Linked DNA regions of Homo sapiens: region 1 is linked to region 2. Evidence: chromatin contacts called from ENCODE Hi-C or POLR2A ChIA-PET data. All regions are on one chromosome and are shown on one strand. Each heading gives the region's core, a stretch centred on a gene start or an enhancer-like site at or near the end of the contact. The rest is flanking DNA. Distances are from core to core; before and after follow the strand shown. Region 1 has its middle 240 kb from the start of MIR4422. Region 2 has its middle 200 kb from the start of MIR4422.

Region 1 (3,979 bases), core at 1,036-3,535, 37 kb after region 2:
GTCAGTGCCTACCTACAGTGAGCCGGCTACCACAGTCTAGCAGCTCAGGGATGTGGGCTGCCTTTGTCTCTCTCTCTTTAGTCCATTTCTCTGTCTTTGTTTCCCTGTTTCTCACTGTCTCTTATCTACTTATATATGTGTACTTGTATGTATTTTTTCTTTTTTTTATCTATGTGTCTCTTCTCCGTCTTTCTTTTCTGTATCTCTTCATCACTTTCTCTAGCTGTGTTGTCTCTTATCCCTCACTGTATTTGCTCCTTCTTGTTTCTTTTTAACTTCTCTCATGTTTTCGTCTAGCTTTTGCTTTTCTCTTTGTTTCTCTTCTGCCTCTTTCCTGGTCTCTGTGTTGCTGTATCTATCCCCCTCTCTCTCTGACTCTCCTTACATCATATTTATGCCTTTTTGCACAAAGTGAGGGCATGCAAAGGCCTCTTGAGCTTCTGTTCTTCACCCAAATCTGTGGGAAGGACAGTGAGGCCATGCCATTTGTTAGGCAGATTTCATAATATTTTCCTCAGATGATGATTTGGTGACGTAAGGATATTTTGGTCCCACTGAGAAGAAGCTAGGGATCTCACTGGGCTTGTGGATTAGACAAGCAGGGGCCAGATTTTTTTCAGGTTGTAAAGAGATTTGCCCTGGTTTTAATATAAGTGAAATGGTCTTTTTGAGGTGGACATGGTGAAGGAATCTTGATGGAGCTTGGAGCTCATAAAACCCAAGTTTGCTTTTATATTCCTCAGGGTAGAAGTCAGATGGATAAAACAGACATTGAGTGCCTACCGTAGATCAGGGTATCTGGTAAGAGCCAGAGAAATAGAGGTAACTGACTTTCTTTCAGGAACACGTAGTCTAGTAGTGAGAGCTTCCTGGGTAAGAGAGAGGATTGTTTACTTGTCTAAGTGTTAACAACAAAGAGAAGTATACGGTACTACGAGAGTAAGTTATTAGGCCTATGACAATCAGGGAAGGCTCCATGGAGATGGTGATATTTGATATGGACCTTGAAGCACAATACAAGCTTTCCAGGTAGAAAAGCGTGAAGAAGTTTCTTTGTGAAGGAAATAGCACAGGAGCATAAAGCAGTCTGGGATTATTGAGAACATAACGTGTATGGGGATAAGGTTGGAAAATTATGTTGGGGCCCAGACCTGAGAGCTTTGAATACTGGGATGAGAAATTTGGCCTTTTCTTTTTTTTTTCTGATGGCTGTATGGGATTGTGGAAGAGTTTTAAGCAATGTTGTGGCAGAGTCAGTGTGGAAGATGGAAGGGAGGTGTTCAGACTAGAGAACTGGAGACTGGGGAGGAGACAGAGGCAGTATTTCAGGTAAGGAAGGATTGGCACACAGTGCTAATATTCCTCTTTCTTATATCATGCATTTCCTTAACATTTGGTTCCATCTGCTCTGTGCTTACATTGGGGTTTGTATTCATTTAACAAAATTTAGTGAGCCTCTACTATGTATGGGGCACTTGTGAGGTACCAAGGATATGCAGATGAATAAGACATAGTTGAGTTAGAGTCCTCAATGAGCTTAAATTGAGAGGAGATATAGATAGACTGAAAGACAATTTCTACACAACCCTTTACGTACTAGCACAGAAGAAATAACAGGGGAATATGGGGGCTTATAAGAGGTACTTAACACAGTATAAAATGGGGCCAGTCAGGGTGGGCTTCCTGGAGGAAAAGAAGCCTGAGTTGACTTTGAAAGGCAGGCCAGAGTTACCTAAAGCCATAGTTTCCAAAGTGTGGCCCCTAGACCATTAGCACCAGCATCACCTGGGAAATTGCGAGAAATGTAAATTCTTGGGACCCATTGCAGACCTAGTGAATCAGAAACTCTGAGTATGGGGAAACAGCAATCTATATTTAACCAGTTTTTCCATGTACCCTTAAGTTTCAGAGCCTCTGATCCAAACAAGGAGGGAGGAAGTTGCTCCAGGCCAAGGGAGCAGGTATGCAAAGGTGTGGAAGTGCAGGTGGCCAGGTGGGAGCACGTTTGGTGGCTGCAGTGGAGGCTCACTGAGTGGATGTGCCACAGGCAGAGCCGGGGAGTCTGGCTGGGACAGAGCGCAAGGGCCCTAAATATCAGGAAAGAAATGTGGATTTTATCCTGTAGGGAATGTGGAGTCACAGAAGGGTTTTGTAAAGGAGATTGCATGCTTCTGGGAAGAATGGAAATCATCTCCTTCATTCAAGGACTGTGCTCTAGATCAAGGAAGGCAAACAGACTTGTTTCTTGTGCCAACTCTGACCCATTGGTAACAGCTGCCCAACTGCTGTGTCGAGAAGGATCCTGAAGTTAAGTCAGATCTAGGAGAAACAGGTTTGTGACTAATTAGCCAAGTTTGCCAAGGACATGGGAGTTAGGGAGATGAGGGGTGTGGTGGCTCATGTGCTATATATTATATTTGAGTTGTTCCTGCCAGATAATTGAAACAAAAACAAAAACACATGTTCTCCAGTGCTTATTTGTATTCAGGAAACCCAGCCTTGCTTTTAGTCAATACCAGCTAGAGTCAATTCTAAATTATATAAAATGGAGTCATTTGAAGGACATGGAGTCCTCTCCTCATCACAGCTCCTACAATGTAAACCTCTCCAATCACTTGGGACAATGACTGACATTCTCACCTTCTTTAGGGTAGGGCATCTAAGGCCCTGGCAGATGAAGATGCTACGAAAGAAGAGGAATCAACTCATCATTAAGGCATCATGAGTCAAAGGCGTCAGCTACATGCAAGGCCCAGCTCTTAGGAGGGGAAGAGCATACACAGCTCAGTAAGAAATTGCAATAGTGAAAACTATTGGTTAGAAAACTATCTTTTCTATCCAAGTAGCCCTCATGGCCCAGGGGACTGAATGGGTACCAGCTGAGAGGCCTGGAGCACAGCCTAAAGCAGCCCTCCTGTGGTGCAAAGTGGATTGGAAGGCTTGCATTTGATCCCTAAAATTCATGCAATCTTAAAATTCCATTCCATAATATGCAACAGCTGGCTTTATTTTCATGTGGCTATTCTTGACATCAAATACTATTTACATGGCTTGCCAGTATGTGAAAAGGATGCCCCAGGTAGATGCCCAGTGTTTATCTTGTACCTTTGCACCGGCGCTCCCCAAGGACGACACTGCATACTAGAGGATTTGTGTGCTCCAGGTGGGAAGGAATGATGATGGGCACTGAGCAAAGCGGAGCCCATTCAACCCGCCTTTGAATTGGTAGTCCATTACCGCCTAGCTGTGTGACTTTGGGTAAATTACCTCATCTCTCTGAGTTTGGTTTCCTTACATGTAAACAGGAGAAAATAGAGAATGGGAAGAAATAAAATTAATAAAAGTGTGAAACAGAGTGTGGCACATGTTAGACCCTTAATACGTTTTAGTTAAACCCTCCCATCAAGGAACCCGAGTCACATTTACCACAGTATGAATTAATTAGTCCTAACACAGAATGGGGCCTGGGGAGAATGGGACTGATGAAATGTAAATTTGGAGTTTTGGATAATCTCTGCCATTCCTCCTCACTGTGAATTTCTGGGATAGTGCTGTGAGAACATGAAAAAAGGAGGAATTATGGATGGTTCCATGACGATGGCATTGGAGCTGGATCTCACAGCGTAGGTAGATTTTTAACAGATTTCTGACTGGATCATAAACTGTGAAAAATGAAACCTTAAGACTGGACAGGCAGATTCAGGTCGGAACCTGGAGGGCCTAGTCTGCATTAAGAAGTAGTTTTTATTCAGTTTGCCATAGGCAGCCATTGAGGACTTCTGAGTAAGAGCAATGGAGTGACATGATGAGAACTGTGCTTGAGAAAGCTCATTAGGATATAAACCTCCCAAGGACAGGGGTTTTCCCCTCTGTGTGGGTCCTATCATATCCCCTGTTCCTACAATAGTATCTGGAGCAAAGTAGGTAACTAATAACTAATTTTTGAATGAATGAATGAATGATTGAATCCCTCTGATAG
Region 2 (3,690 bases), core at 646-3,145:
TCTATGCCTCATATGTCAGCTAACCAGGCAGTTCCCTGTATCCCAGGCAAGAGTCCACCTACCCACCTCCTCCTCTTGTACTGCTTAATGGAAAGAACATGGGCTTTGGAAACAGAGACCCGTTTCTAAGCCCCTCCAGGATTCATCTCTAAAACTGGGGGTACGGGGGAGGGCTATCTATCAGGGGTGTTGTAAACATTAGCAATGCTGTGCCTAGATCACCTAAACTTAGCATTCAATAACTCTTAGTAATTATTATGGTTTTAAGTACAATACAAATTTTTATTTAAAACTAAATTCTTTAGTATCATAAGCATAGCATTCGAGTTAAAAAACAAACTGCAATCTCAGTCTGCAAACAAGTCCAGAAAAGATTTATTTAAAAAGTCTGAAATTCAGCATTCCACCTCTGTAGTGGTTGGGCACCATATTTTGTACCAAGCACAGCTCATAAATATTCTATCACGGAGGTTGACACACAGGAATGCACCGCAAGATACAAATGCTGCAGTTTGTTCTTCTAGAAGTCTCTTTTAAATGCCTTGCCTGTTGTGCAGAGGGCTCAGGAGTGTCCTGGACTCACAGTCTCAAAGCTCCAGAGATGAACGTGTGGGTTTGTTTGGCTCTCTCCCCTTTCAGCCCTTGCAAATGGAGGCATGAACTAGAAGCAGCACTGTCTTTGTGCCCCCAAGAAAGCCCCACCCTGATTTTCACTAATCAATCACTGAGGCTGTTGATCTTTAGCACTGCTTTCTTTAATGTGTTTGTTATCTGTGAGGCTGGATGGGGCATTAGAATTTTCATCCTTCTGTTAGACGTCATATCTGCCCCGTTTATCCCATTATCATGGGATATTAATTACTTGAAAGATTGTGTTTCTTCTATTTCCTGGCCCACTGGGGTCTTTAGGGTTGGGGACACTGGGGAGCCCATGGATGCTAGCTGCTAGGCTGCTGTGGCTGTGCCGGCCATGGGACAGCATGGGGCAGCAAGTGTGGACAGTGATGCAGGGCCCTCCCTTTCTTTGTGCTGTACTGAAGCAATGGCTGTTGAGAATCTGCAGCTGGGAGGATTTCACTGACAGTTGCTGGGACAAACATTTATTGACCTCCTTCAGGAAGGTCAATTCCTGGCACAGGCTCCCCTTCTTCTACGCCTTTTACCCATGCTATCTCTTCAGCCTTGGAATATCCATCTCCTTTTCTGTGCTTATTAAAATCCTACTTATCGTTTAAAATCCAAGTCGGATGCTGTCACCTCCTTGTAGATGGAGGGTCCCTCCTTGTGCTCCTTTGGGCACCATATGCTTCTTGAGTGTGGAAGCACCCATATTGTATGCAGCTTCAAAATAAGGGTCTAGTCTGTGCCTGAGCTGTAGAGACTTCTTTGTCTGGAGTCTTCCCCTTCTACCAAATCCCCTTCCACTGGGTTTTTTTTTAGTCTTTAGCTCTAAACTGAGCAATGATTTAATCCAGGAGGCCTTTCTTGATGCCAGACAAATGAGACCACTCTCCTCTGTGCTACCTCATCAGAGCACTTCTCATCATTTTCACCAATTGTCTGTTCAATTGTCTTTCCTCCCTGCTGGAAAGTCAGCTATGGGGAAGACAGAAAGCCTGCTTGTTTTGTTTACTGCTGTATTCTTAGTACCTAATCTCCCTCCAGGCCTGTAGTAAGTGCTCAGTAAATACTGAATGAATGAATGAATGAATGAGAGCATCTGGATTCAGGTCTCAGTGCTGCCCCTTATTATCTGTGTGACCTCAGAAAAGTCAATCTCCTAGATCCCTCCCAGCTCTGACATTCTGCTATTAATATTTTGCTACCTCTTTTACCCGGTATCTACAGCTCATGTCCTGGCCCACCCAGCATGAGTCATGCCTCAAGAACCTCAGGCACTCGCTCACTCCAAGGATTTTCCATTCTTTGGAGAACCTTTCACTCTTCAAATATTGTCTTTCTGATGTGGTCCTTGGCAGCGTCATAGATCTCTCCAGCTCACGCAGGTCGGGTCCCTTGATGGGATCAGGCTAGGTCAGCGTAGATGCCTTATCTACTCACTCTGTTCCTGGAAGTCTGGGCTTTGTGCATTCCCATAAAGGGCCCCAGAAGAGGGTGGGATCTGAGCCCGTGATGGACCATGCTGTATGTTGGTGCAGCCCAAGGGGAGGGAAAGCTGTGACTCAGTGTTTGTAAAATGTTAGCTTGTGGAGTGAGTAAGACCAGACCAAGGCTGACTGTTTTGGGAAGTGGTGAGTTGGGTTAATTGAAATTGGAGCCCAAAAGCCAAGGTCAATTCCTGCCATGGTGGCTCTCACTTCCTAGCTGTGCCCTATTACCATGTAATTTAATCTCTCCAAACCCCAGTTTCTTTATCTGTGAAATGGCTACATTAACACCCAGCCTACTCACCCCCTAGCAAGATTTAGAAGTGCTGGAGGGCACATATTTTCATATGGGTGCATATTGAATACATACTATATGACACAAACTTCATATCTGTTATTTAATCGAATTCTCAGAACAGCCCTGCATGGTTGACAGTTCAGATAAGATTCTGGCCTCAGCTCTGGGTTTCAATACAGCAATGTTTCCCCAGTTGTGTGTTGGATCACACCTTTCCGCTGGGCACGCTCTTTCCCACCCGAGGTTAGGAAATATAGGTTTTTGTGGTCAAACATGTTTGTTTAATCCTACATTGGGACCCACTGGTGTACAGTAATTAGGATTTAAAGGGAAAAGATCTAGCCACCCCAGAACTCTCAGTCTTATGCTCAGCAGCCTGGAGTTGGGCTCCCCAGTGTTTCAGTTGTTAGGCAGGGCAGCCATCCCCTGCAGACAGGGCTCCGTCTGTGATGCCTGGGAAGGGGCATCACCAGTTGGGGTCTTTGACTCAACTTCAGTGTCATGAAGGATTTCTGCATTTACATTTTGTTTTGAAATTGTGCGGGAGGCGGGTGGGATCTGGCAAGATGGCCGAATAAGAACAGTTCCGGTCTGCAGCTCCCAGTGAGAACAACATAGAAGGCAGGAAATGTCTGCATTTCCAAGTGAGGTACCCAGCTCATCTCACTGTGACTGGTTAGACAGTGGGTGCAGCCCATGGAGGGCGAGCCAAAGCAGGGTGGGGCATCGCCTCACATGGGAAGTGCAAGGGGTCAGGGAATTCCCTCCCCTAGCCAAGGGAAGCTGTGAGGGACTGTGCCATGAGAGATGGTGCTATCCGGCCCAGATACTACACTTTTCCCACAGTTTTTGCAACCCACAGACCAGGAGATTCCCTCGGGTGCCTACACCACCAGGGCCCTGGGTTTCAAGCACAAAACTGGGCAGCCAATTGGGCAGACACTGAGCTAGCCGCAGGAGATTTTTTTTTCATAGCCCAGTGGCACCTGGAATCCCAGCGAGACAGAACCGTTCACTCCCTTGGAAAGGGGGCTGAAGCCAGGGAACCAAGCGGTCATGCTCAGGGGGTTCCACCCCCATGGAGCCCAGCAAGCTAAGATCCACTGGCTTGAAATTCTCACTGCCAGCACGGCAGTCTGAAGTTGACCTGTGACACTAGAGCTTGGTGGGGGTAGAGGCGTCTGCCATCACTGAGGCTTGAGTAGTCAGTTTTCCCCTCACAGTGTAAACAAAGACACTGGGAAGTTTGGACTGGGTGGAGCCCACTGCAGTACTGCCAAACTG

Evidence for each region. Hi-C counts contacts between places; a loop is a spot of excess contacts on that map. ChIA-PET counts read pairs that join two places held with the same protein, here RNA polymerase II (POLR2A).
Region 1: a loop to region 2 is called in a map of PC-9, with 4 times the contacts of the local background. The contact joins two enhancer-like sites. A Hi-C loop is called at or near these places in 3 of 168 maps with a recorded cell type or tissue (HCT116, PC-3 and PC-9). POLR2A ChIA-PET finds 5 or more read pairs at or near these places in 1 of 52 experiments (HepG2).

The regions. Positions count from the first base shown.
Region 1 is chr1:55,464,251-55,468,229 of GRCh38, forward strand. No RefSeq gene overlaps it. Among named protein-coding and RNA genes, the nearest start is that of MIR4422, 240 kb to the left of the region's middle. Within about 2 kb of position 2,286, at least 2 of the 41 ENCODE cell types and tissues checked have a DNase peak (open chromatin) inside an H3K27ac peak, as active enhancers do.
Region 2 is chr1:55,427,301-55,430,990 of GRCh38, forward strand. No RefSeq gene overlaps it. Among named protein-coding and RNA genes, the nearest start is that of MIR4422, 200 kb to the left of the region's middle. RefSeq lists an enhancer at 1,392-2,591. Within about 2 kb of position 1,896, at least 13 of the 41 ENCODE cell types and tissues checked have a DNase peak (open chromatin) inside an H3K27ac peak, as active enhancers do.